2 separate regions of the Homo sapiens genome follow, and region 1 is linked to region 2. A link is a loop called in an ENCODE intact Hi-C map of the cell type or tissue named here. Cell type or tissue: PC-9. All regions are shown on one strand. Links, peaks and the distances in the headings refer to the core of each region. The heading gives the core; the rest is flanking DNA.

Region 1 (15,946 bases), core at 5,788-13,787, 170 kb after region 2:
TGATTGTCTTATAGGTGTGGAGATGGATTCCTTGGCCTTTCTACTCCACCATATTCCTGTACTTCTCTTTTTTTCCCTAATCTTGTAAATAGTGAGTGTGCAAGGGGTGTTCCACAAAGAATAGCATCCCAGCCTTCAAACTGTCCAAGGATCCCAGAGACACACTTTCTCCAGATTCATCCCCAGTGTTCTGGGCTAAATTGTGCCATGTCCCCAACCCATGCCCAAGTTCTAGCCCTCAGTAGCTCAGAATGTGGCTGTATTTGCAAATAGTGTCTCTAAAGAAGTCATTAAGTTAAAATGAGGTCACTAGCGTGGGCTGTAATCCAACATGACTGGTCTCCTTATAAAAAAATAAGTGGCCAGGCACAGTGGCTTATGCATGTAATCCCAGCACTTTGGGAGGCCAAGGTGGGTGGATCACGAGGTCAGGAGTTCAAGACTAGCCCAGCCAAGATGGTGAAACCCTGTCTCTACTAAAAACACAAAAATTAGCTGGGTGTGGTGGTGGGCACCTGTAATCCCAGCTACTTGGGAGGCTGAGGCAGAGAATTGCTTCTCTGCCTGGTGGAGGCAGAAGGTGGAGGTTGTAGTGAGCCAAGATCCCACCGCTGCACTCCAGCCTGGGCGACAGAGTGAGACTCTGTCTCAAAAAACACACACACAACACAAAAAAAGGTTAAGACACATGAGTTGAAGACCATGTGAAAACACAGGGAGAAAGATAAGTCACCCACAAACCAAGAAGAGAGACCCTGGGGAAAGAAACCAACTCTGCTGACACCTTGATCATCGATGTCCAGCTCCTAGAACTGTGAGAGAAAGAATTTCTGTTGCTTAAACCACTTGGTTTGTAGTATTTGTTATGACAGCCCTGGCACACTTGTACCCCCAGTTATGGTATTCTATCCCACTGTCAAAATGCTTCCTCTTCCCATTTGAAATCTTTCAATAATTTGTCAGGCCCTTGCTTCTCTAATTGTGCCCTCATATCATAATTTCCTGCATGTCAGTGGTCCTCCTCCTGTGGGAATTAAAAAAAAATCTTACCATGAATTTGCATACCCTTAGGCAAATGTTTTTCAAAGTGTGTTCCAAGAGAGGATGATTAACCTTGCAGAGAAAGGGGTTTCCAAGGTAATGGCCATTGATATGGTTTGGCTGTGTCCCCACCCAAATCTCAACTTGAATTGTATCTCCTAGAATTCCCCCATGTTGTGGGAGGGACCCAGTGGGAAGTAATTGAATTATGGGGGCCAGTCTTTCCCCTGCTGTTCTCTTGATAGTGAATAAGTCTCAGAAGATCTGATGCATTTATCAGGGGTTTCTGCTTTTGCTTCTTCCTCATTTTTCCCTTGCTGCCACCATGTAAGAAGTGCCTTTTGCCTCCTGCCATGATTCTGAGGGCTCCCCAGCCAAGTGGAACTGTAAGTCCAATTAAACCTCTTTTTCTTTTCAGTCTCGGATATGTCTTTATCAGCAAGCAGTGTGAAAACTGACTAATACAGTAAATTAGTAGTGGGAGTGGGGCATTGCTGAAAAGATACCCAAAAATGTGGAAATGACTTTGGAACTGGGTAACAGGCAGACGTTGGAACAGTTTGGAGGACTCAGAAGACAGGATAATGTGGGAAAGTTTGGAACCTCCTAGATACTTGAATAGCTTGGACAAAAATGTTGATAGTGATATGAGCAATAAGGTCCAGGCTGAGGTGGTCTGAGAAGGAGATGACAAACTTCTTGGGAGCAAAGGTGACTCTTGTTATGTTTCAGCAAAGAGACTGGTGGCATTTTGCCCCTGCCCTAGAGATTTGTGGAACTTTCAACTTGAGAGAGACGATTTAGGGTATCTGGTGGAAGAAATTTCTAAGCAGCAAAGCATTCAAAAGGTACCTTGGGTGGGGTTAAAAGCATTCCATTTTAAAAGGGTAAAAGCATAAAAGTTCAGAAAATTTGCAGCCTCACAAAGCAGTAGAAAAGAAAAACCCATTTTTTGAGGAGAAATTGAAGCCAGCTGCAGCAATTTGCATAAGTAGCAAGGAGCCTAATGTTAATCCCCAAGACCATGAGGAAAATGTCTCCAGGCCATGTCAGAGACCTTCACGGCAGCCCCTCCCATCACAGGCTCAGAGGCCCAGAAGGAAAAAGTGGTTTCATGGGCTGGAACACAGGGTCCCTGTGCTGTGTGCAGCCTAGGGACTTGATGCCCTGTGTCCCAGCCACTCCAGCCATGGCTGAAAGGGGCCAATGTAGAGCTCGGCTGTGGCTTCAGAGGGTGGAAGCCCTAAGCCTTGGCAGCTTCCACATAGTGTTGAGCCTGAGGGAGCACAGAAGTCAAGAACTGAGGTTTGGTGACTTCCACCTAGATTTCAGAAGACATATGGGAAACTCTTGGATGCCTAGGCAAAAGTTTGCTGCAGGAGTGGGACCCTCAAGGAGCTTCTGCTAGGGCAATGCGGAAGGGAAATGGGTTGGAGCTGCCACACCGAGTCCCTACTGGGGCACTGCCTAGTGGAGTTGTGAGAAGAGAGCTACCATCCTCCAGACCCCAGAATGGTAGATCCACCAACAGCTTGTACTGTGCACATGGAAAAGCTGTAGACACTCAATATCAGCCCATGAAAGCAGCCAGGAGGGAGGCTGTACCCTGCAAAGCTACAGGGGTGGAGTTGCCCAAGACCAGGGATCCCACCTCTTGCATCAGTGTGACCTGGATGTGAGACCTGGAGTCAAAGGAGCTCAATTTGGATTTTTAAAATTTGACCACTCTGCTGGATTTTGACTTGCATGGGGCCTGTAACCCCTGTGTTTTGGCCAATTTCTCCCATTTGGAATGGCTGTATCTACCCAATACCTGTACCCCCATTGTATTTAGGAAGTAACTAGCTTGCTTTTCATTTTACAGACTCGTAGGCAGAAGGGACTTGTCTTGTTTCAGATGTGACTTTGGACAATGGACTTTTGGGTTAATGCTGAAATTAGTTAAGACTTTGGGGGACTGTTGGGAAGGCATGATTTGTTTTGAAAGGTGAGGACATGAGATTTGGAGGGGCCAGGGGCAGAAGGATATGGCTTGTCTGTGTCCCCACCCGAATCTCAACTTGTATCTCCCAGAATTCCCACGTGTTGTGGGAGGGACCCAGGGGGAGGTAATTGAATCATGGGGACCCGTCTTTCCCATGTTGTTCTCATGATAGTGAATAAGTCTCATGAGATCTGATGGGTTTATTAGGGGTTTCCGCTTTAGCCTTTTCCTCGTTTTTCTCTTGCTACTGCCATGTAAGAAGTGCCTTTCCCCTCCTGCCATGATTCTGAGGCCTCCCTGGCCATGTCCAACTGTAAGTCCAATTAAACCTCTTTCTTCCCAGTCTTGGGTATGTCTTTATCCCCGTGTGAAAACAGACTAATAAAACCATCTAGGAGATAGGGTGTTGATCTAGACTGATAAGGTTCTGCAGCACTCCTCAGAGTCTTATGGATCTTCGAAGGGAAAGATCATGAAGTGTTCCCCAAATTTATCTTCTTTGGAACCCTTTTTTCACTGAGCATCTAATAGCTAATAGCCCTCCCACTACACTAGCTCAAATATGACTCCTTGTGATGGCAATTTTATGAGGTGATGACATACGTTGAGAAAGACTTTGAGTGTGTGAAGTAGACCCCTCAAAGTGCACCAGTGGGAAATTACCTAGAATCAGGATATCAGAGCTAGAAGAGATCAACTTGTCCAACTTGACAGAAGAGGAAACAGCCCTAGGACTCATCTTAGTGGATGACCTTTAGGAAAGCTTGTGCTATGTGAAATGTGAGGCTCAATTTGTTAAAGATGTAATCCCCCACGTGGGAAAGCAAGCAAAGCCATTAGTTTATTGTGCATTAACCTATATTTTTCTTTGATTCTGTTTTAGGTTGTTTGCTTAGTAATTAGTTTTAATATGGCCTTCTACAGGTCAATGAGGATTAGAATAGAACCAGGAATCAAGACCAAGTTGCTGGTTTTACTAGTTTGGAAGCAGTTTTAATGAAGATGGAAATGTTTATCAACTCAACACAGGTACCCCCAAAATACAAATCAAAATATCATCTTCAGCTGCATAGCAAATATGATTTAAGAATTTAACATCATTATTTGATCACAAGCGTAAATATGTCACCATAAATAAATGTAAATTCATTGTACAAAAATTCCCAACAACTCTTAATACAAATATGGTACATTTGACAGTTTCTGAAACAGATTATTTTTAAAACTTTTTAAAACCTAAGCTTTATTTTTTTCCTGGTTATTAGACACACACAAAAAAAATAAAAAGAGGCTGGGGCAGTAATGCCAAGGAGGAAAGAATATTAAACTCATTGGGTGTTCGGAAATCAGTGCCACTGGCAAGCCAGGGAAATGAAATCTTTCTGCTGAAAGGGAAGACCTCAGTCTACTGGGATCAAGTCTCCTGAAGGTAATGTGACTCGGCCCAGAGGGTCAAATTTAGGGATATGAATGTGGGGTGAGAGAGGTGGGTTATTGAAATAGAAATCTCATCAAATAGATTATTCAAATCTCCATGAAGTCGTGGTCAAGGATTTGGATGGAACTCTAGCCATCTATCAGCTACAGAGAGCCAGCTACCATCCTCAGACAGGACTAAAGATGTAGAAGGATCTGGAACTTTGACATTTTATATGTTTTGAAAGCATGTTCTGCCATCTGGGATAATGTGTCTCTTTTGCCTCTGGAACACATCTATGGTCATCAAGAAGGAAAAGTCAGAAACCAGAATAGAAGGTGGTACCTCCAGACAGGAGGATCTGCCAGTTACTACTTGGAACCTCCTCCCTTCTCTCTTCCCTGTATGATGTATTTTCTTTCATGGCTTAGTGGTAGCTCAAAGCTCAAGGTGACCAGAATGATTCCCTTACAGCAGTGGTTCCCAAACATTGATGTGCAACAGAACAACTTGGGTAGTTTGTAGAAAGGGCAGATTTCCTGGCCCTATTCCCAGAGATTCAGAATTAGTAGGTTTGAGGTGGGGCCCAGGAATCTGCACTCAAATGTGCTACTCTCAGGATCTGACCTAAGGGGCCTTTCATATGTGGCCCCCTTTCCTCACCGGAGGACATAAGTGCATCACACAAACCTCTTGCTGTGGGCACTTCCTTTGGGGTTAAAAATGGGACCATTTGATTAAGGCAACCATTGCTAACCATCTTACTTCCCTGGGCTGGAGAAATATCAAATGTCACATTTTATGTTCTTAAAATCTCAGGGCCACAGATTTCCTTTGACAATGACATGCTCTGTAACATGAAATTTATATCCTAAAGCCTTTTGTCCTTCCTTCTTACCACACTCGGTGGGAGATTCTGCAGAAGACTTTTGGTTCAGTCTAGAAAATGGAAGTAAATGTTACCCCTGGGAGAGAAGCCACACCCGAAAGTCTAACTTAAGGAATGTAAAGAGAACAGCAAGTTGAGAGTAAAAGCTAAAATGTTCCAAGAATCTTTCAGCTTCTAGGACAATGAAGGTTCTGATTCCCTAAAAGAGGACTCTTCTTTGGGGGCAGGGGGTGTATCTTGGTATTAAAAGCTCATTGACAATTACTATTCCTCCTCCTCACCTCTGTGTTTCCAAGACGTTTTGGGCTTCTGTGGAAATAACCCCTTAATATTTTCTTTCTTGTGGAAATGTTCCTTGATAAGCAATTCTGTGCCAAGACGTTGTCCCTAATTTGGTCACTGGCTAATGCTATAGGCAGTGCTATGACTGATTTGTTCAAAGCTGCTTCCCCTATGTGGCCCAATGCTAAGCCTTTCCTGAAGGAATAAGGGAACCATCTCACCATCAAGCAGCTGAGATGGCCTGAAAGCATCCTGTTTGGACTATGACATTTCTGGCTGTGTTCATACATACTGCTTCCCCACAGCAGGCCTGATCAGTCTCCTACCCCACCTGCATAGAGTGTGATACAGCTGTGAATGCTTTTTGGACCTCTCTCTAGGGCTTCCCTGAGAGAGGGGAGTTAGAATGGGGCTTTGGGAAGCCTATGTGGTAGAATCCCTGGTACCCAGAGTGGGAGAAGATGACACCCGGGGCACTGCAGGGAGGGAACCAGGAGAGATGAAGTAGTAAGCTGAGGCATGCCCTTCTGGCCAGGCTGGCGTCTCTGGGCATGGCCACATCTGTTCACAGTCTGAGACTTGAGTCCTGGGGTCACACAAGGGCACTGGGTAGGAGATGTCTATCTTGGGAGGAGGTCTTGGGAAGCAACCACAGATAGGTGGGATGATGGGATGGAGAAAGGGTGAAACTAGGAGTTCTTAATATAGTTGAGGGGGGAGAAAAGAAAAAGCACACACTGCCCTGTTTACTTTTTTTTTTTTTTTTTCATTTATGCTATGGAGAAACCAGCATGGAGATGTCATGGGAGAGCATGCACAGGCCCCGCCCTAGGGAGTGGTGATGTGTTTGGGGAGGTGCTTGTTTCCAGGTCCATCCCACACGTTGTCCAGTTGGATCCTATGGCAGGCTGGCTGTGGCTTTCTCTCTCCTGCTTCTCTTCCTCCTCCAGATAAGGGTCTGCAGGATCTTCTGCTTAGCAAGTGGTGGCCAAGGACTGGTGGATGGGTGGCTGGAAGCAGCGCACATGCTCCACAGTGGAACTGTCTGTCTCCACGGACTTCATGTATTTGTTCAGGATGGCAAAAACCTCATTGTTCAAGATCTGATACTTCCTGATCCGGTCGGCCATCTTCTTCAGGGGCTACAGAAGGAAGGGGATGTTCAAGTTAGGGCAGGACAAAGTGGGGGTGGAAAGAGGGAGTAACAGGAGAAGTCACTGAGGTCCAGGGTCCCCTGCATCAGTGATCATGTCACTTTCTTAAAGTCCTTTTATGGAATCCCCTGGATCTGGCAATCAAGTGTTAACTGGACCGTAAAAACCCTCTCCAAGTTTTAAAACGATCTACAGAGCTACAATAATCAACAACACTGTGGCACTGGTAAAAAGGTAGATGTACAGATGAATAAAACAGAATAGAGAGCCCAGAAATACACTATTACACATATGATCAAATGATTTTCAACAAGGGTGCCAAGACTGTTCAATGGGGGAAACAGCCTTTTCAACAAAAGGTGCTGGGAAATATGGATACCCACACAAAAAATAACAATGGACGCTTACCTTATACCATATACAAAAAATTAACTCAGAATGGATTAGAGACGTAACCATGAGATTAAACTGAAATTCTTAAAAGAGAATATAGGGGAAAAATTTTCATGATGTTGGATTTGGCAATAATATCTTGGGGTATGACATCAAAAGCAAAGGCAAAAAGTTGCACTACATCAAAATTGAAAACTTTCATGCATCAAAGGGACACCATGAGAATGAAAAGGCAACCGAAAAATAGAAAATAATCACAAATTATATCTGATAAGTAATATCTAGAATATGTAAAGAACTTCAACTCAACAAAAATGACTCAATTAAAAAAATGGACAAAGGACTTGAATAGACATTTTTCTAAAGAAGATATACAAATGGCCAATAACACATGAATATAGCACTCAGCAGTGACAGTCATTAGGGAAATTCAAATCAAAATCACAACAAGATAACTTTTTCACCCCTCAGGATGACTATTATTAAAGAATAAGTGCTGATGAGGATGTGGAGAAATTGGAACTCTTGTGTACTGCTGGTGGGAATGTAAAATTGTGCAGCCACTATGGAAAACAGAATGGCAGTTTCTAAAAAGTTAAACATAGAATTACCATACGATCCAGCAATTCCACGTCCAGGTATATACTCAAAAGAATGGAAAGCAGAAATTTGTAGAGTTATTTGTACACCCATGTTTCATGGTAGCCAAAATTAACCATTTTCAAAAATACCCAAAAGGTGACAGCAACCTGAGTGGACAAACACAACGTGGTCTATATACACAATGCAATATTATACAGCCATAAAAAGGATGGAAGTTTGGACACTACAACATGGATGAACCTTGAAGACATCCTAACTAAAATAAGCCAGTCACGAAAAGACAAATACTGTGTGATTCTATTTATATGAGGTACCTAGAGTAGTCAAATGCATAGAGAAAGTAGAATGATGGTTACCAGGGGCTGGGGAGAAAATGGAATTATTTTTTAATGGGCCCGGAGTTTCAGTTGGGGAAGATGAAAAATCTCTGGAGGTGGATGTTGGGAATGATTGTACAATACTTGTGTACTTCATGCCACTGAATCATATACTGAAAATTACCATTGAAACTATTTTATGTGTATTTTTTAAAAAAGCCCTTTGTGAGGTGGCTCTTACCTCTCTCTCCTCTCACTGGGTCCCTGAGACCCACCCTTCGATCCGCCTTCCTGCCTCAGTGCCTCTGCTGTCACTGTTGCTGTCTGGAGCATCCTACCCGCCCCATACCACCTTTGCTGCTTGGTTCTTTGCTGCGGGCCATTCTGGAGTCAGCCCAGACACAGCCTCCCTCTCCTGGGAAGCTTTCTCTGCCCTCAGCCTGGTTTAAGGGTCCTTCTCTCCCTTCCCATAGCAGCCTGGCTCACCCCACGCCAGTACCTATCCCATCCAGGTGCCCCGTACAACTCTGGTATTTGGTGAATATTTGTACAGGTGAGAAACTGGCATCAGCAGAGTCTGATTGGGACAGGGAAGATGTGCTCCCGGTCTGGAGCCCAGCCCTGCCCTTCGGGGTGAACTGATTCATGGCAGTAGGTGATGAGTGGGTGACTCACGACCTCACGACTTCCTCTAAGCAGGTCCCCAGCCTATAGTATCTTTGTACTTGCCGTGTGGGGAGCTGGCCTTCACAAGCAGCTCCTCCTTGTTTGCTTTTCTGGTAAAAGCCTGGTTGTCAGCCCAGCCCCACCTCCCAGGCCTTAGCCACCAGCCTGCTCACCACATTCTTAATGATTTCATCCTTCCCGTCCTGCCTCTGCACTTTTAGCAGGTGGTAACAGAAGTCGAACAGGTCAAAGCGACGCTGCTGGCCCAGCAGGACAATGATGGAGCAACCAGCCCAGTTCAAGCCATCGCCGAAACACTGCCTGGGAGCAGGGGGAGGAAGCAGCTGGAGTGAGAGGTCGGGGGAGGAGGGCAGGGAGGGAGGGAGCCTCATCTTGGGCCAGGAGTACAGCTACTAAGCAGGCCTGTCTTTGGGCCAAGTCTCTTAACCTATAAAATGGGTACAAAGGAAGCTGTGAGGGTGGGTTCATTAGTTGCAGGGATGGTAGTTATGTCATAAGTCCTTCCGGCCACAAATTACATTTGCATCACTAATGTAAAAAAAAAAAAAATCAGCTCTAAAGACGCTCTGAATTTGCAAGGAAAAACCCACCCAGCTGTTGAGATGTATGTGGCTGATTACTCCGTGCAGGTCAAAGGAGAATCTGTCTTGACTCTCTAAAGGAGCTAAAAGAACACCTAGCAGGTGAGGGGCCATTTCAAACCAGGAGGCCAACTGGCCAGAAGCAGGCTGAAAGGGAAGGGACAGGCCATGGTGGGCAGATGCTGCTGGGGTTGAGGCTGAGTCCTTTTGGTTCTGACAAAGCTCCAACTCTCAAGAGGCCTGGCCCCCAACTCTCAAGAGACCTAGGCAATTTGGATGGCAGTAGAGTCATCCTTTGGCTGTCTCTTTTGTCCTCAAGCAGCAGCCCCAACCCGGGCAGGTGTCCCCAGTTCCCCATCACTGTACTGGAAGCCTACAGGCTAGCGCTGCTCTGAAACAGCTTCATCAACACCACTTTCTCCAGGAAGCCTCCTCTCCCCACCACGCCTTTTTCCTAGAGCTCTTGGCTGCTGGAGGGGAGGCCTTGTCTGCCTTTCCACTCTGTCCTAGACATGTAGCTGGGTGAGGGCAGGAAGAACTAGCTCTGCTGTCTGCTCTAAGGACTCCTAAAGGCTCCTCATTTTCCAGTAGTACAGTGTAGTGGGGGTGAGGCAGGCAGTGAGGGTCTTACTATCAAACCCTTACTGGGCTCTTTCTTGCCAATGCAGTCAGCTCAACACACTCAACAAAGTAGTTGTTGGCCAACCACCCCCACCCCCTGCCCACGTTTCTGGCTGAACTCTGGCAGCCCCATGACTTGCAGGAGCACAGGCAGGTTGGGGGTAACCCTGCCTTCTCTGGGGGGTACTCACTCAGCTGTGAACTCGTTGGTTCCCACAGGGATGCAGTACACGAACTGCATGGCGCTCCACAGCCGGTGGAACTCCACACACTCATCGACGTGCATGACGCCATTGGTGGGCGGTGGGCCCCGCCAGATGGGGTCCTGCAGGTAGCTCCGAATGCGGGTCAGGATGACCTCGAACATGGACAGGCCACAGCACAGCCGCTCCTTGGTCAGGAGGTCACCCTCGCGAGCAATGGCGATTTGCTGGAAACAGAAGGGCACATACACCTTCTATCCACATCTTAGAGCCCATCTGCCACCTCCCACCACAGATTCCCGAACTCTGGAGCTGGCTGCACCTGAAATTGGTTCACCAGAACTGGTCTTGTTCAGAGCAGGGCACAAAATTGATGATCCTGAATGCAACAGCAGGGAAGTTTCATGGTAAGTCTTACTGGTGTTAAGTAAAATCCAGGCACCATCAGTAGCGGATTAATTTTTAAAATTATGATTTACCCACATAATGAATTCTGGATAGCCATTGAAAAGACTGACATGATACTACTAGTAGTACTACTGCTTCTACTATAATTACTACTAGCTTATGCTTTCTGAGTGTGGGTAATAAAGCAGGCCCTGTTCTAAGCACTTGATAGGTATTGAGTCCATTCCATCCCATGAGGTAGATGCCATTACTCTCCCCATTTTACAGACGAAGAAACTAAGGTTCAGAGAGGCAGCCAGTGAGTGTTAAAGCTCACACTTGACCCAGTAGTCTAGATCTATTGGTTAAGTTGTAAAGTAAATAGAACAAATTGCAGAAATGAATGTATACTACAATTCTACTTAAAAACATTGACAATGTACAATCACACAGATGAAAGTATGTGTGATGTGTGTGTGTAAAGCATATTTTAGAAGGACTAACATCAGTTGTGGGAACAGATGGGCTTGGAGTAGTGAGTGGGATTGTCACTCTTGACTTTAAATACTTCTGTACAGTTGAATGTGCTACAATGAGCATATGTTACTTTTAAAACTTGCCCATGATTTCAGATAATTATTTCCTCTAGAAGTGCTTCTTTGACAGTTACAAATGACCTCTATTAATAATGTAAACTGGCTTTTCATCTGGGTTCTGGCTACTGCATATCTAATAAGCAGCTGGCTAGACAGACTAGATGTCAAAACACATTACTACACATGTTATGAGTCAAAACATGTAGGGGTAGAGGTCCTGAAAGCTATCTGCAAAGTAAGGTAAATGTTAAAATCTGAGGTTAAAGTAAGGTCTCCAAATCTGTGAACAAAGCTAAAAAAGGCAGGCTTCTCACACTGAGAGATCCACAGAAGGGGACTTATGGGATCAGCTCCCCAGTGGGAGGTTTCACCAAGGAGCCATTTTACAGGGTGGCTGGGAGGCACCTGCCTGACCTACCCCGGAAGCTCACTCCCTGGAGGCCCCCAGGAAGAGAGGGTGACTTTTAAGTGAATCCATGAAGGGAAGGAAATCAGGAGACACCAATGCAGGAGTCTCTTATAAATGTGGACCATGAGTGTAGTTGTCATGACAACTACCAACTGAAAGAAATCTAGGAAAAAGATGAATTGGAGAAGTAGCTTGCCAATGTGTGTTTTAAACACGAAGGAGAGGGAACCCTGATTCCCGGTGACTCATCCTGATTTCATTGGCAGGAACAGCTTGGGAGCAGAGAGGGAACTGCTCAGATTGCCATAGTTAGCTAAAAATATCTCTTGTGTTAAAAAAAAAAAAAAAATCCTGAGCCTGTGTTTGAGTCTGTTTGTATTCTCTTTATTTGTTCTTACTCTGTTCTATTTGGCCCCAGAAAGGGCTCCCCATTTCAGAAAGAGAATGTCTGGTACAGGGGAGACGCTCAGTAAATAAAAGACCCCAATTTGTTCTCAAGCCATGAATATTTTGCAAATTAATGCAAAGTTCTGGTTTACTAATTAATCTACTGTGCATTTGGTTAATTTGAATCAGTCCTCAGGGTCAGACAGTCCTGGAAGGGGGAATAGAAAAACTGGCAACTGAGGTTATCAATCTGCAGACAGACTTTGAACTCTGGTGCCCCCCACCCACTACAGCCAATGAAAAGGGCCTTGAATGACACAGGAGCTTTCTCCCTTTCCTTTGAAAAGTGTTTGTCCTTTCCTGGTGGCCTAGTGGTTAGGAAAAAAGAAAAAAAAAGTTCTAAGAAAATAAAAATATTTCATAAACCTCATTACCCAGAGATGAGCATTCTTAAAATATGTATGATTTGTTTAGGTATGTGAATGTATACATGTATATTTAACAATTTGAGTCATATTACTATGTTGCTTTTTTCTTAATATATCAGTAACTTCAACTTATTTCTTTCAATATTGTGAAGGAATGACTACATTTAATGGTCATTGATATAATTCATTTAGTCGTATATACTTGGTTATCTTAAATTGTTTACAAACTCACAATTATGAACAATTCTAAAGACACCATCCTTTTTTTTTTTTTTTTTTTTAAATCTTCGAGACAGAGTCTCACTCTGCTGTCCAGGCCAGAGTGCAGTGGCGCAATCTCGGCTTACTGCAACCTCCACCTCCCGGGTTCGAGCCATTCTCCTGCCTCAGCCTCCTGAGTATCTGGGATCACAGGCGTGGGCCACCACGCCCGACTAATTTTTGCATTTTTAGTAGAGATGGGGTTTCACCACGTTGGCCAGGCTGGTCTTGAACTCCTGACCTCACATGATCCACCCACCTTGGCCTCCCAAAGTGCTGGGATTCCAGGTGTGAGCCACCATGCCCAGCCCACCATCCTTATACATAACATCGTGTGAGCTACCGCTGAGCATTTTGTTAGGATGAATACTTAGTAACTGAAGGGTCAATGAGTATAAATATTGTAAAAGGCATCTGCTATACAGTGGCAAACTATTCTCAAGGAAAGTTGATCCGTGTGCATCTACCTGTGTGAAGCCTGTTCCTTGTACCCTCATGAATACTCCTGTATCCCAGACTGGGCAACATAGTGACACCTCATCTCTATAAAAATAAAAAAAAAATTATCCAGGTATGGTGTTGTGCGCCTGTCATCCCAGCTTCTCGGGAGGCTGAGGCAGGAAGATTGCTTGAGCCTGGGAGGCTGAGGCTGCAGTGAGCTGTGATCACACCACTGCACTCCAGCTTGGGTGACAGGCAAAGACCCTGTCTCAATAATAATAATAAAATTATTCCATTCAGAAATAGTCTTCATCAACTTGAGATGAAAAATTTTAAAAATTTTACCTCATTCTTTGAATGTGCATTTCACTGATTACTGGTAAGGCCAGATACTTTTCCGTGTGTGTTAACATTGTATTTTTTTATGTTGTGAGTTTTCTTTCACATCTTGTCTTTTGGTATGTCTATCATTTTCTCTTTGCTTTGAAAATGTGCTTTATAGCTCGCTTCCTGCAAATACCCTCAATTTGCAGTTTGGTGTTATGTAGGGAGGGGAGTGTTTAACATAGCTTTTATCCATTTCTTTTCTATTCCCCTCGGTGGGGAGTATTTCTCTTTCTGCCCTTCTTATGTGAGTTTAACAAGGGGATAGAGAAAACATTTGTGAAGCTGTGCCGGAATCATCAATATTCCTTCTCTATAACTTTGAGAAGGAATATGTAACAATATTCCTTCTCAAAAACCTCAATGTTTTTTGAATTCTTATGCTTCTATTATTTGCTCGTGATAACAAGAAAGGCAGGTAAAGCAGCTATGATCCCATTACATAGATGGTAAAATAAAGATTGAGAAAAATGGCTTGCACTAGATAATTCAGGGGTGGAGAAGGGACAAGGATCCCTGTCTTTTAACCTCCCCCAGCCCCAAGTTTTTCTTCTTGGTGATAGTGTGGGGCAACAAACCAGGTCACTTCAATTTGTCTCAAACAAATGCAAAGAATGCAATACTGCTCAAGCTTCCCGGCTTTAAATATGTTGCAGACTTCCTCTGTCACCTCCTAGATATCTTACGAGTACCCTGTGCCCAAACCTTCTCAGAAGTTAATATTTTGTTAACTTTTCTTTGGTTCATGGAATGACTAAGTTTTGGACTATTTCTTGAGGAATGGGAGACTTATAAAACTAGCATTTCCTGTCTCACAGAATGTCTAGGCTTTTATTTGTTAAACACTAGGCATTTGACAGACTGAGATTTCTATCAGTCCCAAGGAAATGGTGTTCACCAGAACAGGGAAGGAATTCACAGTCCTCTAAGTGGAAACACATGCCAGACTTCGGAGTGAGAGGCGGGATGCCTGCAGGATGACAGCAGCAGTGGAGCAGACACATTCACATGTCACTCACTGGGTTTTCTCCCTAAAAGGAAATCACTGGAGAGGATCTCCTCTGTTTAGCCTCTGCAGGCCAAAAAAGAAAATGTGTGTGCTCTACAGTATCTGAGTTCTCTCTCTGGTGAGTCAAAGAACCCAACCACCATTAGCTGCTTTTTTTTTTTTTTTTTTTTTTTTGAGATGGAGTCTTGCTCTGTTGCCCAGGCTGGAGTGCAGTGGCATGATCTCAGCTCACTGCAGCCTCCACCTCTTGGGTTCAAGCAATTCTCCTGCCTCAGCCTCCCAAGTAGCTGGGATTACAAGTGCCCGCCACCACGCCTGGCTAATTTTTGTGTTTTTGGTAGAGTTGGGGTTTCACCATGTTGGCCAGGCTGGTCTCGACCTCCTGACCTGAGGTGATCCGCCTGCCTCGGCCTTCCAAAGTGCTGGGATTACAGGTGTGAGCCACCGCGCCCGGCCCCATGATTAGCTTTTAATCACCATTTTCAGAAGGAGGTTGGTGGCATGCGGGGGCCGGGCTGGGGTGGCTTCCTCAGCATGACGTCTGTGCAGATGAGGCTTTGCATCGTGCTCCAAAAATACTTACCATGTTTTGCCAGAAGAGAGGCCACCTTCTGTCCTCCGCTGAGGATTTGAGTCCTTTTGCCCTTGGTGAGAACACCAAAGAGGACCGCCGGAATGCGAGTTCAAAAGCAGATTTCAATCCTAAATCTCTTAAACAGTCAGCATTGGCTTGTCTCACTAGAATACCCTGTTTCTCTTCTAGAATTCTTCCCCTGCCTGCCCCCAAAATGTGAAGCTTGCTGAAATCAACTTGAAAGGAGATAGCACATGCCTTTTGTTTCTCCGCTCTCCCCCTATTTCTCTTCCTTCCTGCTCCCTGCATAATCTGAATTCTCTGAAGGCAGGGGTCCTGTCTTACTCATCTTGATGTTCATCGTGACTCGTACTGGTTTTTAACAATTACAGAATAACATATAAGCTCATTCACCCTTGTTAGAACACTACAGAAAAGGCTGAAGTCTTCTTTCTCTCCCACTCTATTCTATCTCATCTCTCTTCAGAGGTTGCCACCATGATAAACTAGGTAGACATCATTCCAGACATTTTCAGAAGAGTTTTATATGGTTTTGTTGTGTGCATTTAAAAAAAGCCATCATCCTGCATGAACTGTAGTGCAGCTTGCTTCATCCAATTGACTGTGCCTATGATCTATCCACACTGATGCAACAAGATCTAATTTTGCCTTTTCATTATGTATTAAGTACATACGTGATATGCAATAACCTGGCATTTTATTTAATCAATGCTTTACTATTAGATGTTTGGGTTGTTTCTAGTTTTTGCTTTAACAAACAATGTTACATAAGCATCTAGTGTTCCGTTAAGTGTTTCTTTAGCAAAAGTATCCAGAAGTGAACTGCTGGCTCACAGAGTATGTGGAGTTTTAATTTTCAGAGGCAAAGTAACAGATT
Region 2 (15,946 bases), core at 1,710-9,709:
CACAGACGTCGCAGATAAGGCTGCGTGGCTTGGAGAGCTGCCTGTCTCCTCTTGGCAGCCTCCAGAACCCCCTGGAAGCCAATGAGTAATCAAATGCATCACTGCCAAGAAAAGGATGAAGAAGGACCTTCCTGTATACAAAAGGATGGGAATAGCTTTTAGGCTTGGGTGGAAAGGGAGAATATAATTTATTCCAAATTTGGGCTTTTTGGGCACTTGCAAAGGAGGATGAGTGCTGTCCCGAGTGTGGTTAAAATACAACTCACAGCTTGTGCAGTGGTGGGGCTTCATCCACATCCTTCCTCTGCCTCCAGGACATGGTGGCCTCGGGAAGCCAGAAAGATGGGGATCACAGTCATTTTTGTTCCTCTCCTCTTGAGAGTAAAGCCAGTTTAGGCTGTGTTTCTTCTCTCCTGTGTCCCTGGAATAGACCTGGCCAGCTGCGTCCCTAGACAGTGCAGCGTCTATTGGCCCTGGATTTTTCCTTGCATTGTCTTCCTTTGGTCCTACAAGAAAAGGCCCTTAGAGGGTTTGTTCTTGACCGTGTCTCTCGGGGGCCTGCCTTTGTTGCTCACGGCAGCTTTGTTCCCATTAACTCTAGTCTAAGTGTTCCCTGTTGTTGCCTGTGTCTAATCTCTCCTGTTCTGCCCCCAGTAGAGCCTGTGGCCCTTCAGCTCCCTCTGGTCAGCCCAAGTGATAGTGTTGGTGTTGTGGGAAAATGCTTAGGAGTTGGACTGGCCAAGCAGGAGTCCCAGGACTCAAGTCTCTATCCTTCCCTCCTATTTTGAAACATTTGCTACAGACCATAGGAAGCTAAAGCAGGAAGATGCCTTAGAAAACACTGAATGGAATGATCTTAGAAAACTCTGAAATTATGGATGCAGAAGTTTTGATTCAGAGAGGGATAGGCATTTGTCTGAGGCCACCCAGCAAGTAAATGAAAGAGCTGAAACTAGGATCATGTGTATTCTTGGTGTGAGTCTGGAGTTACAGAATGTGACCCAGGGCAAATGGCTGAATCTTTTGGAACTTCGGTGTCCTTGTTTATAAAATGAGGGTAATAAGGCCAGCCTCGTGGGATGGTTGTGAGGATAAATGAGGTGAAGTGCAGGAAGTGCTTGCACAGCGCATGGTGAGTGGCCAGCCACTGTTGGGATTTTTATTGTCCCACACTGAGGCTCCAGAGGAGAGCCCGGGGCTGTGGTTCTAGCATCTGCTTTTCCGAGAGCAGCTCTCGTTTCCCATTGAGCCGCATGGGGCTGGATGTGGTTCCTGGCCTCCTTGAATTGGCAGAAGGCAGCAGAGTTGGTAAAAATGGAAGCAGCAGAGCCAAGCAATATGACCTCACCAGGTGTCCCTGGGGGACGGCTTCCTGCTATTTTCATCCAAATTGGGCTTTTTGTTTTGAACATGTGTTAGTGAGCGGAACTCCAACTGCACACGACTTCCTAGTGTGTTTATTTCCCAAAGCCTTCTCATTCATGGTGCGTGCGAGTCCGGATTCAAAACAGCTTTGGAGCGGGGGAGATGATTTTCTAATTTTTCAAATCACTGTGTTGAAGTTTCTATAATCTCATGACATTTGGGGGAAACTAGGCCCTGGGCCAAGCCATTTCTCAGCCTCTGGTTCTTAACCTCCTCGATCAACGTATTCATTTTTTTTTTTTTTTAATCTACGTGCCTCTGTGACATTTCAGGCACCAGTGCAGGTACTGGGGATAAAGCTGTGAATAAAACAGTACAGCCTTTATGGAGCTTCTATTCTAGTGGGAAACAGTAAGCAGACAAGTGAGTGCACCGTCCGTCAGGTGATGGGTGCTGTGCAGGAGACAGAGGAGCATAGGGAGTGGGGCCAGGGGAGTGTGGAGGTAGAATGGGAGCTGCTGTTTCTGAATGGCAGTCAGGGAAGGCCTTTCAGGTGAACTGATACTTGAGTCAAGACCTGAAGGAGGTGATGGAGTGAGCCATATGGGTAGCTGAGAGATGACAATTCCAAGGAGAGGGAACAGCCACGTTCCAAGGCCCTAATAGATGATGAAGGTTTCCACTCTCCCTCTGTACATTTCCCCATACACTGGATTCTCAGGTCTCCCAGGAGCGGTGAGCAAGGGCTTCTGGGACTCTGGGGGGAGGGAGAGGACATTTTAAATTTCTTTTTCATCATCCTGCCGTGTCTGGCCTTCTCCCATCAAATCAAAGCCCACGTATTAATGCATGGCCCAAAATAGCAGTGAGCAAGCCTTTAATGGAATTCACACATGGAGAGATCGCCAAGAATGGTGAGGATGGAAAGGCATGGGGCATGGGCCAGGAGAGGAGGGGGAACACAGCAAAGTGAGCTTCAGCTCAGGCAGCAGACACACTGAGGTGTCCTACAATAGCGCGGCAGCCGGCAGCCTGTCTCTGCTTTGAAGCAACTCAGCAACTCACGGATGACATCCGTGAGAAGCACACATTCTTTTCTCTATTGAGTGCAGGTGAAAAACAGTGACCCTTTAGGGATAATCTGAGCATTGCTTTTGTGTCGGTTATTCCTGTGTTCAGATCCTGGCTCTGCCACTTACTACCTTGTAGCCTCTTTAAGCCTCAGTTTGTGCATCTGGGGTGTAATTATAGTCCCATGTCATAGAGCCAGAGCCACAGGGAGGATGAAATGAGATGGTACAGGTGAAGGACTTAGCAGAGTGCCTTGTTTGTATTCCAAGCTCAAGGTAGCTATGATTATTTCTTGCTCATTGTTTTTAAATTGCAAAAGCAAAGCATGCTCATTGTAAAACATGTAGCAATTCCAAATAAACAAAAGAATGAAAGTTTCCCTCCCACGAGGAAAATCCACTGCTGTTTGGTGAGCAAACCCTGGACCTTTTCTATGCATACAAGAACATGCACATGAATCCTCACAGACACAATCACATACAGACACAGTCACACAGAAGCTGCTATTTTTGTTGGGGAGGGAGGAGCAGAAATGAGATTATGTCAGACATATTGCTCCAGCATTTCCTTTTTTGAACTCAACTGGATGTCATGAAGACAGTCTTCTGCTCTAATAAAGTATATATTACATTGTTTAATATTTATACACACATGTAATCACATAATTTGCAAAGATTGGTGCATAGCTGCTGTTGGAGAAACTTGTGATTGAGGCAGTGTGGTACAGTGGACATAGCATTGACCTCAGAGACAGATGATATGAAATTGGTCAAAAAGCCAGCCAGCTCCCCTGAGCCTCTGCTTTCTCATCTGTAAAATGCAGATTTTGGCCCCGGATAGGCTCTGAAGGCTCTTTCTGCACTACCTCTTTTTTTTTTTTTTTTTTTTTTTTTTTTGAGACGGAGTCTCGCTCTGTCGCCCAGGCTGGAGTGCAGTGGCGGGATCTCGGCTCACTGCAAGCTCCGCCTTCCGGGTTCACGCCATTCTCCTGCCTCAGCCTCCCAAGTAGCTGGGACTACAGGCGCCCGCCACTACGCCCGGCTAATTTTTTGTATTTTTAGTAGAGACGGGGTTTCACCGTTTTAGCCGGGATGGTCTCGATCTCCTGACCTCGTGATCCGCCCGCCTCGGCCTCCCAAAGTGCTGGGATTACAGGCGTGAGCCACCGCGCCCGGCCTGCACTACCTCTTTAAAGGATGCTCTGTGAGTAGAAAAATGCAAAAGAAGTCTCTGCCTCAGGAAATTTGCTCTACCTGTGGAGACATCCTGGGAAATAGTGGGCAGTGGGATAAAGGAAAAAGGTGCCCCAAATCACGGGACCTTGAAGTTGGGGACGAACTTCTAGGTCAGAACCCGCAGGTTCAGGCAACAGAAAATACAAGAAGGGAAACTACAGAGCAGAAATTATAGACTGCTGTTTGCACAACCCACAGATTTGAGCATTAATCCATATTTTTTCTCTATGTTCTTTTCCCCATGTCCTGAGACTACCTCACCAACCCAGGAACCCATATTTGACAAAAACTTGTTTGCTGAAATCAAATGGAATCCTCCTTAGTTAGCTGCAGGCATCCAGGGAGATGAACAGGGTTATGTGAGCCCCAGCGCCATATCCTGTCCTTTCTTGGCTTTTTCCCAAAAGGAGGGCACACTGAATTGCTCAACCAGATTCCTGGATGCTCACTGGGCCGCATTACTAGTGAGCAGGATCACTCTATTACAAGATCACCTTCAAAAGCAAATGAATGGCTCAACTAGTAGGCACTTTGCCCAGAGGCTCTTTGGCCATATGCTTCTGTCTTCTAGTATCTTAAACACATTCTAGGACTCTCATTTCTTCAATACACTGTCCTTCCTCAAGTCCAAATGATGATGGCTTGAGAAAGGGAGAGACGTCCTTTGGTCTAACCCCATCCATTTGTGCTCCAGCCCAGTTAGCTAAAGAGAGATCTTATTTGCTCAAGTTTAGTTAATAAGAACGGGCGTTTGTTTTCTTTTGTGAGTATGTCTACCTCCAAACCACCTGGGGAACAGCAATTGTCAAGGCAGAATTTGGGCATTTAGAGGTTTACTGATTTTAATACCTATCATTACTTCCAACTTTAATCTTTCTTCCTATCCCTAACTTCTTATCAGTCCTTCAGTGATATCATAGGGAAGGAGAAGGCTTTCATTGTCCTGGAAATCAAGCTACAATCTGGAAAATTAACATTCAGTGCTAATGGAGTAATCTAGCTCCCTAACATTCTCGTTTTTCCTCAAGTCCATTATACAATTTGGATTGCATAATACTGGTGGAATTGAGGAAGGGCAGAATTAGCAGGCAGGAAAGGAATTTTTCAGCAACACACGGGGCAGATTAGTTGCCATCTCTTATTCCTGCACTTCTTTTTCAAGGATACCTGGTAGAAATAGTAGCAGACCCAAAGCAAAACTATGAATACCACTTAGGCAGTGGAGCTCTCCCCACCTCCACCCTCCCAGCTTCCTCCCAGGTCAAGAGTAGACTTTAACATCTTACCTAGGATAAAGGACAGCTCTCTTTGACCCTCTCTTGTCAGGAGCTTCATTTGTTGTTGGCAAAATTCAATTTCCTGGATCAAAGAGCAGCTTAGAAAGGCTTAGATGGTATCCCAATGCTCTTAGTAAACCATGCTTCACTGAGTTGCATTTAAATGAGTCATAGACATATGGATTACATTGCACTTAAAATACACATGGCTCAAGAAATTAAAGGATATCATTCTTTAACCAAGTATTTGGCAGATCTAAAGTATTCAAAATGTTTTTCCAAACTCTACTCGCAGCTGGGCTCCCCATTCCCCATGGCTAAGGTTGTATAACCCGGGGAGACAGGTGCTGAGGAAACAGTTGGATGAATGGGTGGGGACACCAGAATTTGATGAGAGCTGCCTGTGGTGTCTGAAATTTTCTTCACATGTTCTTTGGAAGTATGAAGAACTGGTTTAACCCTGCTGTGTTGACGCTGAAGGCAGTGAATGCATGAGTGGATTTAAATTCCAAGTGCTTTGCTAGGCACGTCATTCCAGAGAGACCTGGTAGTCCTGTTTGAGATGTAGTTTCTAATTGTAGCTTTGTAGACTGAGAATGATTTCATTTGCATTTCCCATGTTGTCCCAAATGCCTGGAGTTGCAGAACAAATGGATTGCCAGCCAGTCTGATGTGATTTTTTATAAGCCAAACTCTCAACCCCACCCCAGCATAAGCAGGGTCTCCATTTGCAATGTACTGAATGTTTATGTCTCCCTTCAAATTCTTATGTTGAAGTCCTAGTCCCCAAGGTGATGGTATTAGGAGGTGGGGCCTTTTGGATATGATTCGTTTATGAGGGCTCTGCTCTCATGAATAGGATTAGTGCCCTGATAGAAGAGACCCGAGAGAATTAGCTCACCTTTTCCACCAGGTGAAGACACAGCTAGCAGCTACCATCTATGAACCGGAGAGAGGGCCCTCACTAGACACGAAATCTGCTGATCCCTTGATCTTGGACTTCTCAGACTCTAGAACCGTGAGAAGTAAATTTGTTGCTTATTTGCTACCCAGGTTATGCTGTTTTGTTATAGCAGCCAGAATGGACTAAGATGCCATTATTTCTAAAATATTGGACACATGATATCACTTTCTTAGGGTCCATTGCTTAAGCTCAGACTCAGTAATAAGCCTGGTGATCTGAAGGGATGCAGCTTCATGATACGCTTGTCTAAGGTATCAGAGAGCATCCAAAATTGAAATAGCCTAGATGTGTTGATTCTGAAAGCCTTGTGCACACAAGCCTTAAACATCCTAATCCATAGAGTAGAACAGATTTGGACTTTGGTCCCAGAGACCCTGATTCAATTCCAGATACTGACACTTCCGGTTGGGTGGTCTTTGGTAAGTCACTTGCCTTCTAAGTTTTACTTCTTCATCTGTATTCATAGTAATACTACTTGGCCAGGTGCAGTGGCGCATGCCTGTAATCCTAGCACTTTGGGAGGCTGAGCCGGGTGGATCACGCGAGCCCAGGAGTTCGAGACCAGCCTGGGCAATGTGGCAAAACCCTGTCTCTACCAAAACCAACCAACCAAACAAACAAAAAACCCCCACAAAAATTAGCCAGGCATGGTGGCACATGCCTGTAGTCCCAGCTACTCAGGAAGCTTTAGTGGGAGGATCTTTTGAGCCCAGGAGGTGAAGGTTGCAATGAGCTGAGATCATACCACCGCACTCTAGCCTGGTTGACAGAGCCAGATGCTGTCTCAAATAATAGTAATAATACTCACTGCTTTGTGAGCATTTGCTGAGAATGGATACTTCGGAAAAGGCACTTCACACAATGTCTTATTGAATCCTCATGGCAACCCTTTGAATGAGATATTGTTGTCTGCATTTTATAATGAAACTCAAGCATGAGGAGTTTAAATAATTTACCCAGTATTGGGCATAGCCAGGAGTCAAACTCTGGCCTGCCTGCCTCTTACTACATTATAGCACTTGCATAGAAAATAGAGACATTGATACCTTCATTGCAGGGTGTGGAAGGCTGAAAAATGCACCCTCTCCCCTCCAATGATAACCACATTCGAATCCCTGGAACATGTGGCAGAATCTTTGCAGATGTGATTAAGTTAAAGATCTTGAGGCCGGGCATGGTGGCTCACGCCTGTAATCCCAGCACTTTGGGAGGCCAAGGCAGGTGAATCACCTGAGGTCAGGAGTTCGAGACCAGCCTGACTAACATGGTGAAACCTGGTCTCTACTAAAAATACAAAAATTAGCTGGGCATGGTGGTGCGCCCCTGTAGTCCCAGCTACTCGGGAGGTTGAGGCAGAAGAATTGCTTGAACCCGGGAGGCAGAGGTTGCAGTGAGCCGAGATTGTGCCACTGCACTCCAGCCTGGGCAATAGAGTGAGACCCCATCTCAAAAAAAAAAAAAAAAAAAAAAAAAAAGAAAAAGAAAAAAAAACAGGTTATAAAAACCTTGCTGATAAAACAGGTTGCAGTAAAGAAGAGTCACTTGAGCCTGGGAGGCAGAGGTTGCAGTGAGCTGAGGTCACACCACTGCACTCCAGCCTCAGCGACAGAGCGAGACTCCGTCTCAAACAACAGCAACAACAACAACAACAAAATCAAAGATCTTGAGATGAGAAGATTATCTTGGATTACCTGGATGGGCCCTAAATACAATGGCAAATATATTTATAAGAGGGAGGCAGAAGGAGATTTGACTATAGACAGAACAGGAGACAGTGATGTGATCACAGAGGCAGAGATTAGAGTGGTGCAGCCATGAGCCAAGGAGAAGCTGGAAGAGGCAAGGAACAGATTCTCCCAGAGGGCACGCAGCCCTGCTGACCCCTTGATTTTGGCCCAATAATACCGATTTCATTCTTCTGACCTCTCAAGCTGTGTGAAAACAACTTTCTGTTGTTTGAAGCCACCAATTTTGTGACAATTTATTACACACTAGCCCCAGGAAACACACACACAGGGTTTGTGAGGTTAGGAGATAATGTATGACAATGCACTTAGTACAACGTCTGGCACATAGCAAGCAGGTTTTCAATACATGCTAATTTGTACTAATGCAACGTCCAGAACAAATGTTTTCAGGTGTTTTGGGGATGCAAGCTGTGACATGTGGCCCTTGCAGCTTTCTTCAAGCATGAAAATGACAAGAGAAAAAAACATATTGAGCAATAATCTGTGTGGTTATTGCTTATCTACATTACCCAAGTTCCGGGTCATGTTCTCTGATGCTCTGTCTGCCCTTAGGGAACTTCTGGCTGAGGATAACTAGGAATGATTGTCACATATTAACAAATGGTGATAGCTAAAAAGTAGGAGATGCCTGTATAACAGGCATCGTACTGTGGTATTTATATGGGTCATCTACTTCACTTGTCACAACCAACCAATGAAGAGTAGATTCCTATATTAGCCCTATTTGGCAGATGGGGACCCTGAGGTGTGGAGCAGTGTGACTTGCTAAAAGTCATGTGGGTGGGAAGAGCAGGGCCAGGATGTGAAACTAGATCTGTTTGACTCCCAAGTCCAGGCTTTTAACTGGGGCAGTATATTGCCTCTCAGATGCATAGTCCTGGCTCATTATGCTTTGGGCTCTTTTTTGGTTAGCACTGGCATTTCTTCTTCATTGTTCTACTCTCCCCCTTCCCTTTCCTCCTACCTTTCCCAGGCCCTGGTTAGAATTTGCATGTCAGTGTAATGTGATAGTGTAATCCAGGCAGGTGTGCATCCCAAGCTTGGCTCCTTGCACTACCTGGAGGTGTAAGCTTTGGCAAGTCGCTCAACCTTTGAGAGTCTCAGTTTTCTCATCTACGTGATGGGGATAATAACCTCATAGGATGTGTGTGGAATTCAATAACGTAATGCTCTTAAAGGATTTACAGGGTGCCTGGTGCACTATGAGAGCACAATAAATAGACACTGTTATTTGTGTTTTGCAGGGTCAGAAAAGCATTTAAGAATGAAGTCAGAGGGAATTCCCCTGAGTTGGTTTCCAAATGTAATTAAGAAGAGTTGACCTTAAAACCCATTGCCCCTGGGAGGAAATTACTTCTGCTCTCCAGCGATGCCCAGTTTGACCTAATTGTATCTCGAAAACACTGCTTTGCAGTGTTCTCCAGTGGGCCAAACTGTACCTCTTTTCTGTGCCTGCAGAATCAGATGAGGCCCTGAACTGTCCAATATGAGGTTGGGATTTGTTCACTGGTTCCGGCTCTCCTTCCAGGGATCCGCAGCCAGGGCTGCCTGTGCAGCCAGGAAGGATGTCCACGGTTTTCTTTTGTCTCAAGCTTATTTCTCCTGGCTGCTCTTCAGCAGGAGCACGGGGTAAAATGAATGGGAGGAAGCTGTCAACTGCCCTGTTGGCCTTAGATGGACCCTTATCCGAACTAAGGGAAGCTGTGGACTTGGAAGAAGTCAGGATGCTTGGGTTTGGGGACCCCTTTATCATCAGGCTGCTTACCTTCAGATAACAACAATAGCTGGCATTGAGGGAGTGAGCATTTACCATGAACTTAATATTTTATGTAGATTTTAAAAATCCCTATGTATATTTATATACAAATGAGGTCATAGTGTATTCTTGGTTTTGTAACCTATTTTTTTTCACTTGGAAATATAGCATGGGCATTTAAAAACATTTAAAAGATTTTACATGGAACTTTTTGGAATGTTTGACATTTTTCATAATAAAACTTCAGAGAAAAATTAAACAAGTTATAGAGTTTTTAAATGCATGGTATCGTACTTTATATACTATTTTATAATTGGCTTTTTTATTTTTTGTCTTCAGTGTCTTTCCACATGAGCACATTTATAGACCTGTTTCATTCTTTTTAATGGTGACATAGGATTCCACTGAATGGATGAATCAAAATTTATTAATTTCCTTATTAACTGACAGTTAGGTTTCTGATTTCTTGTTATTACAAATAATCCTAGCAATAGGATTGTACATAATCTTTAAGCACATTTGCAAGTATTTCTGTAGCACTGATACCTAGATGTAGAGTTACAGGATCCTATGGAGTACACAATTAAAACGCTTTTAAATTTTGACAAGTTGTACCTCTCACTCCACAAATACCTCCCCAAAGGCTGAATGTACCATTTTGCATTTATACAACAACAGATACCTCCCCAAAGGTTGAATGTACCATTTCACATTATGAGCATATTATAAATATGTCTCCATGTACCTTTATCATATTTAAAAAAATTAATTAGAAGTTCTATTTTTACTTACTTTTTAGCCCATGAAACAAATCTCAGTAATTTTATCTTTTCCTTTTTTAATTTTTAATTTTTGTGAGTACATACATAGTAAGTGTATATATTTACGGGGTACAAGAGATATTTTGATACAAACATGCAATGTGAAATAAGCACATCATGAAGAAAAGGGTATCCATTCCATCAGGCATTTATCCGTTGCATTGCAAACAGTCCAATTATACTCTTTATTTTAAAATGTATAGTTAAATTATTATAGACTGTAGTCACCTTGTTGTGCTATCAAATAATAGGTCTTATTCATTTTTTCTATTCTTTTTTGTACCCATTAACTATCTGCATCTCCCCACTACACCCTTCCCAGCCTCTGGTAACCATCCTTCTACTCTTTCTGCCCAGGAGTTCAATTATTTTGATTTTTAGATCCTACAAATAAGTGAGAACATGGGATGTTGATCTTTCTGTCTGTACCTGGTTTATTTCACTTAACATAATGATCTCCAGTTCCATCCATGTTGTTGCAAATGACTGGAGCTCATTCTTTTTTATGGCAGAATAGTACTCCATTGTGTATATGTACCACATTTTCTTTATCCATTCATCCCAGATAGAGACTTAGGTTGCTTCCAAATCTTGGCTATTGTAAACTCTGCTGCAACAAACACAGGAGCACAGGTATGTCTTCAGTATACTGATTTCCTTTTTTTTTTTTTTTTTTTTTTTTGAGTAGAGTCCCGCTCTGTCACCCAGGCTGGAATGCAATGGCACAATCTCGGCTCACTGCAACCTCCACCTCCCAGGTTCAAGCAATTCTCCTGTCTCAGCCTCCCGAGTAGCTGGGACTACAGGCACACACCACCATGCCCGGCTAACTTTTTGTATTTTTAGTAGAGACGGGGTTTCACCTTGTTGCCCTGGCTGGTCTCAAACTCCTGTTGCCCAGGCTGGGCTTGAACTCCTAAGCTCAGGCAATCCACCCACCTCAGCCTCCCAAAGTGCTAGGATTACAGGCATGAGCCACCGTGCCTGGCCCACTGATTTCCTTTCTTTTGGGTCTATACTCAGCAGTGGGATTGCTGGATCATATGGTAGCATGACATAGTGGTTGTACTAATTTATGTTCCCACCAGCAACGTACACAAGGGTTCCCTTTTCCCCACATCCTCACCAGCATTTATTATTGCCTATCTTTCAACTGGGTGAGATGATATCTCATTGCGGTTTTTTTTGTTTTGCTTTGTTTTGTTTTTTGAGACAGAGTCTTGATCTGTCCCCCAGGCTGGAGTGCAGTGGTGCGATCTTGGCTCACTGCAACCTCCGCCTTCTGGGTTCAAGCGATTCTTGAGCCTCAGTCTCTTGAGTATCTGGGACTACAGGTGCACGCCACCACACCTGGTTAATTTTTTTGCATTTTGTATTTTTAGTAGAGATGAAGTTTTGCCATGTTGACCAGGCTAGTCTCAAACTCCTGGTCTCAAGTGATCCATCCCAAAGTGCTGGGATTACAGGCATGAGTCAAGGCACCCAGCTTGTTGTGGTATTGATTTGCATTTCTCTGAAGATCAGTGATGTTGAGCACCTTTTCATATGCTTGTTTGCCATTTTTATGCCTTCTTTTGAGAAATGTCTATTCAAAGCTTTTGCCCAACTTTTGATTGGATTATTAGTTTTTTTTTTTCTTATAGAGTTGTTTGAGCTCCTTATATAGTCTTGTTATTAAGCCCTTGTCAGATGGGTAGTTTACAAATATTTTCTCCCATTGTTTGGGTTGTCTCTTCACTTTGTTGATTGTATCCTTTGCTGTTCAGAAGCTTTTTAACTTGTTGTGATCCCATTTGTCCATTTTTTCTTTGGTTGCCTGTGCTTGTGGGGTATTGCTCAAGAAATTTTGCCCAGACCAATGTCCTGGAGATTTTCCCCAATGTTTTCTTGTTGCAGTTAAATGGTTTGAGGTCTTAGTTTTTTTGGTCTTTTTTTTTTTTTTTTTTTGGGGTTGGGGGGACAGAATCATGCTCTGTTGCTTAGGCTGGAGTGCAATGGCGCAATCTCAGCTCATTGCAGCCACTGCCTTCTTGGTTCAATTGATTCTCCTGTTTCAGCCTCCCGAGTAGCTGAGATTACAGGCGTGCACCACCACGCCAGCTAATTATTTTCTTTTTAGTAGAGACAGGATTTCACCATGTTGGCCAGGCTGGTCTGCAACTCCTGACCTCAGGTGATTCGCCTGCCTCGGCTTCCCAAAGTGCTGGGATTACAGGCATGAACCACTGTGCCTGGCCTGAGGTCTTAGATTTAAGTCTTTAATCCGTTTTGATTTGATTTTTGTATACAATGAGAGATAGGGGCCTAGTTTTATTCTTCTGCATATGGTTTTCCCACCATTTATTGAAGAGACTATCATATCATTTTCGTGGCTGTGTGATATTATAGTCTATGTGTATGCATGATTAACTCTTACAGCTTCTTATAGTGAAAAATTATCAAACGTGCAGAGTAGAGAGAATGATGGTATGAATCACTGTATACCCAACTGAGTCAAAGCGAATTTACATGTAACGTGGATATATAAAGGCAAGTTGCCCTTGGCTCCTCTGCAAGTTTATATCTCACTGCCCTTGTTGAGAGATCCTGTTTTCCCAAACACACCATTGAGTTGATTATTGAGCTTGGGCAGACTCTTTAAACCCAAGCTCTCTTGTCTTTTTTTTTTTTTTTCCAAACAGCTTTACTGAGATACAACTCACATACCATATAGTTCACTCATTTAAAGTATACAATTTCATCTGTTTTAGTATATTTACAAAGTCATGCAGCCATCGCCATAATCTGATTTTAGAACATTTTCACCACTCCAAAAGGAAAAAACATCAGCAGTGTTATGAGTTGAATGGTGTCCCCCCAAACTCATATGTTGAAGTCCTTATCCCCAGTACCTCAAAGTGACCTTATTTGGAAATTGAGTTGTGGATGTATTTAGTTAAGATGAGATCATACTGGAGTATGGCAGGTCTCTAATCCAGCATGAGTGGTGTCCTTTTAGAAGGGGGAGGTTTGGAAACAGACACACACTCTGGGAGAATGCCATGTGAAGATTAGAGTTATGCCACCACAGGCGAAGGAACTCAGAAGCCAGGAGAGAGCCTGGGATAAGCCCTTTCCTTGCACCTGCAGAGAGAGGATGATAGCTTGATCTTGGACTTTTAGCCTCAAGAACTGTGTGACATAAACTTCCGATTTTTAAGCCACTTGGTTTGTGATACTTTGTTACGGTAGTCCTAGAAAAGGAGCACAGTCATTCTTCATTCTCCCCCACCCCACGTCAGTCCTATGAAGCTGGCAATCTGATGTCTCCAGATTTACTTATTCTGGATGTTTCATGTAAATGGGATTATACAATATGTGGTCTTTTTGACTGGCTACTTTCACTTCGGGTAAAGTTTTTGAGGTTTATTCGTGTTGTAGTATGTATCAGTATTCTTATTGCTATATGGTATTACATTATATAGATATACCACATTTTGTTAACCCATTCATTAGTTGATAGATCTGCCTTTTAAGCTCGAGCTAATTTTTCTCCATTCTACAAGTTTGATTTCAGGGGATACTGATTGAGCACCTCTATGTAGAATCCTGTGCTAGGTGCTGTAGAGACTAGGCATGAAAACAGGATATTCTTACCTTCTGGCAGTTTAGACTCTGTGGGAGAGAAAACAGCATGCAAACAGCATAATCCAAAACAGATTACAAATTTACATGGTAGAATTGAAAGTAAAGAACTGCGAAGGCAAGAGGAACGGGAATTTGTGACTGGGGAAGAGGGGAGCCTTCCCTAATGAGGGTTACTTGAAATATTGTCTTGCAGAATGATGGGAGGCTTTTGATGAGGGAGGGAGATGAGATGAATGGAGAATGAGAAAGGAATTCAGACTGAGAAAACAATGTGTAAATGTTTGGTCTGGATCAAAGGGAACCTAAAACTGTAGTGCTACTAATCTTTTAGGAATTTAGTATCCCTAACTAGCCAAATATTTGAATTCAGAAGAGTGATATGTTGAGGTTGGGGAACGGGTTGCTTTTTCTTCCACTGGTGGGCTACCAGAGGATTTGAGTGGCATAGAGCTCAATATTTTAATTCTCCCATTTTTGACTTTGAGTTGCATTCTCTTGCCTCAGGCAGACCCATGTGGTCAGGGAAGTAGGTGAGCTACTTCTAGGAAACATACTTGAAGTGCACTTAAAAGCTAGGCTGTATTTCTACACCTTGGAAGAGAAGTAGCTTTCCTCCCACCCCTCCCCACTGAAGAACAATTTGGGCTGAGCCAAGAGGATGGAGGTGTACTTGGTGGATGGAGCCCATGGATTGGAAGGGGCTGAGCACAAGGCATTGATGGCTTCTTCACAACTTCTGTAGATGGGGAAGCCTCCTGAGATGCAAGGCTGGTGGGCGGGATGCAGACGGATTTATGGATATACATTTGGATTTGGGAGAGGCTCTTTCGGCCTTCTCTTTTCTCCCAGCTCCGAGGATGTGATTAAACTCTTCATCTAGGCTCTCTGGAAATTGGAGGGTGTTTCCTACTCTTTACCCTTTGTGGTTGGGCAATGGAGCATGACTATCCTGGAGAAAAATGAGAGGAGGCTGACAATGTGGCCCCTGGACAGATTCTGTCCTGAAAATGAAACTACATTTACATTTCACCCAGGAGATGTTTTTGATTTTGAGCAATTAAGATTTGCTTTTTCTTTATTTAGAACTCAGTGACATACACAGACCTTTGGCTGACCCCTTGAATAAACTAAGTGAATAGTCTTCTGGGTACTATGGGGCAAGTTGCTAGGTCTTGCACAAACTCAACTGGGGCAGGTATTGAGTCAGAGAATCCCTGGCTTTTCTGGCAAGTCTCTTCCCAGTGTACTGGGCTTGAGTTCTGGACTACTCATTGAGAATTCCTAATTTATGTTATTCCTTTCTTCTCTTCCTTCATTAAACAAATATTGTGAGTGCCAACTATGTGGCAGGCACTGGGATAGGTCCTGGTTATTCCCGGGAGAATCAATGGTGATCAGAATAGTCTCTGCCATCATGGGGCTTAGAACGTAGTAGAGGGGACAGATAATTAAACAGTTACAGAACAATGTGGGACCTGCTAGGAGGGAGGAAGTAGAGGGTACTGTAGGAACATGGGGAAGGGGAACTTCCTCTGGATTGGGGGCACGGGAAGTCTGATAGGAGGAAGTAAAGAAAAGGGGGAGTGTGATGGTGGTGGAGAGTGTGGCAGAGTTGGCTCATACAATAGGGAGTATGTGCCAGGCAGCACAGATCACAGGATCAAAGGCCCAAAGGCAAGAATGACATTGAAAATGAAAAGTTCTCTATAGTTAGAACAGAGAGCAGGAGGAAGGAAATGATGAGAGAAGAAATTGGTGAGGCAGGCAGAGGTGAGTCCTTAAAGGGCCTTGTAGGCACCTTAAAGAGTTTGGGCTTTTATCTCTAGGGCAATGGGAAGCGGATGAAGAATATTTTAAAAGTCACATAGTGACAGCATCCAAAACGCATTTGAGAAGGACTAATTTAGGGAAGAGGTAGCTGATATAAAGAGAAGAGGATAGATTCCAGAGATATTTATAGGGTGGAATCATGGAAACTGGGAAATGGGTTGCATGTGGGCTGAGGGAGAGGGTGGTTTCAAGGGACAGTCCAAAGTTTCTAGCTTGAATAAGTAGCAGGATAGTTGTCTTAATTCATTTTGC

What was found. Hi-C counts contacts between places; a loop is a spot of excess contacts. Peaks named below come from ENCODE experiments on the same cell type or tissue, not always from the same donor. Only the 100,000 strongest peaks of a DNase experiment are listed, where the experiment ranks them.
Region 1: a loop joins it to region 2, with 4 times the contacts of the local background. A loop is called at or near these places in 7 of 110 quality-filtered maps.

Annotation. Positions count from the first base shown.
Region 1 is chr5:157,383,642-157,399,587 of GRCh38, reverse strand. It overlaps CYFIP2 (cytoplasmic FMR1 interacting protein 2), which reads right to left. Exons shown (of 31, transcript NM_001037333.3): 29 at 10,161-10,399; 30 at 8,920-9,067; 31 at 3,994-6,755. The coding sequence ends at 6,588. The region is part of intron 1 of NIPAL4-DT (NIPAL4 divergent transcript); the gene reads left to right. Among named protein-coding and RNA genes, the nearest start is that of FNDC9, 46 kb to the right of the region's middle. RefSeq lists an enhancer at 8,342-9,541. In PC-9, for the core only: no CTCF peak of the experiment used is centred there; a DNase peak (open chromatin) is centred at 8,787; H3K27ac peaks cover 3,962 bases.
Region 2 is chr5:157,547,651-157,563,596 of GRCh38, reverse strand. The region is part of intron 3 of ADAM19 (ADAM metallopeptidase domain 19); the gene reads left to right. Among named protein-coding and RNA genes, the nearest start is that of ADAM19, 20 kb to the left of the region's middle. RefSeq lists an enhancer at 6,608-6,667. In PC-9, for the core only: no CTCF peak of the experiment used is centred there; DNase peaks (open chromatin) are centred at 4,096, 5,106, 5,436, 8,156 and 1 weaker place; H3K4me3 peaks cover 1,044 bases; H3K27ac peaks cover 3,315 bases.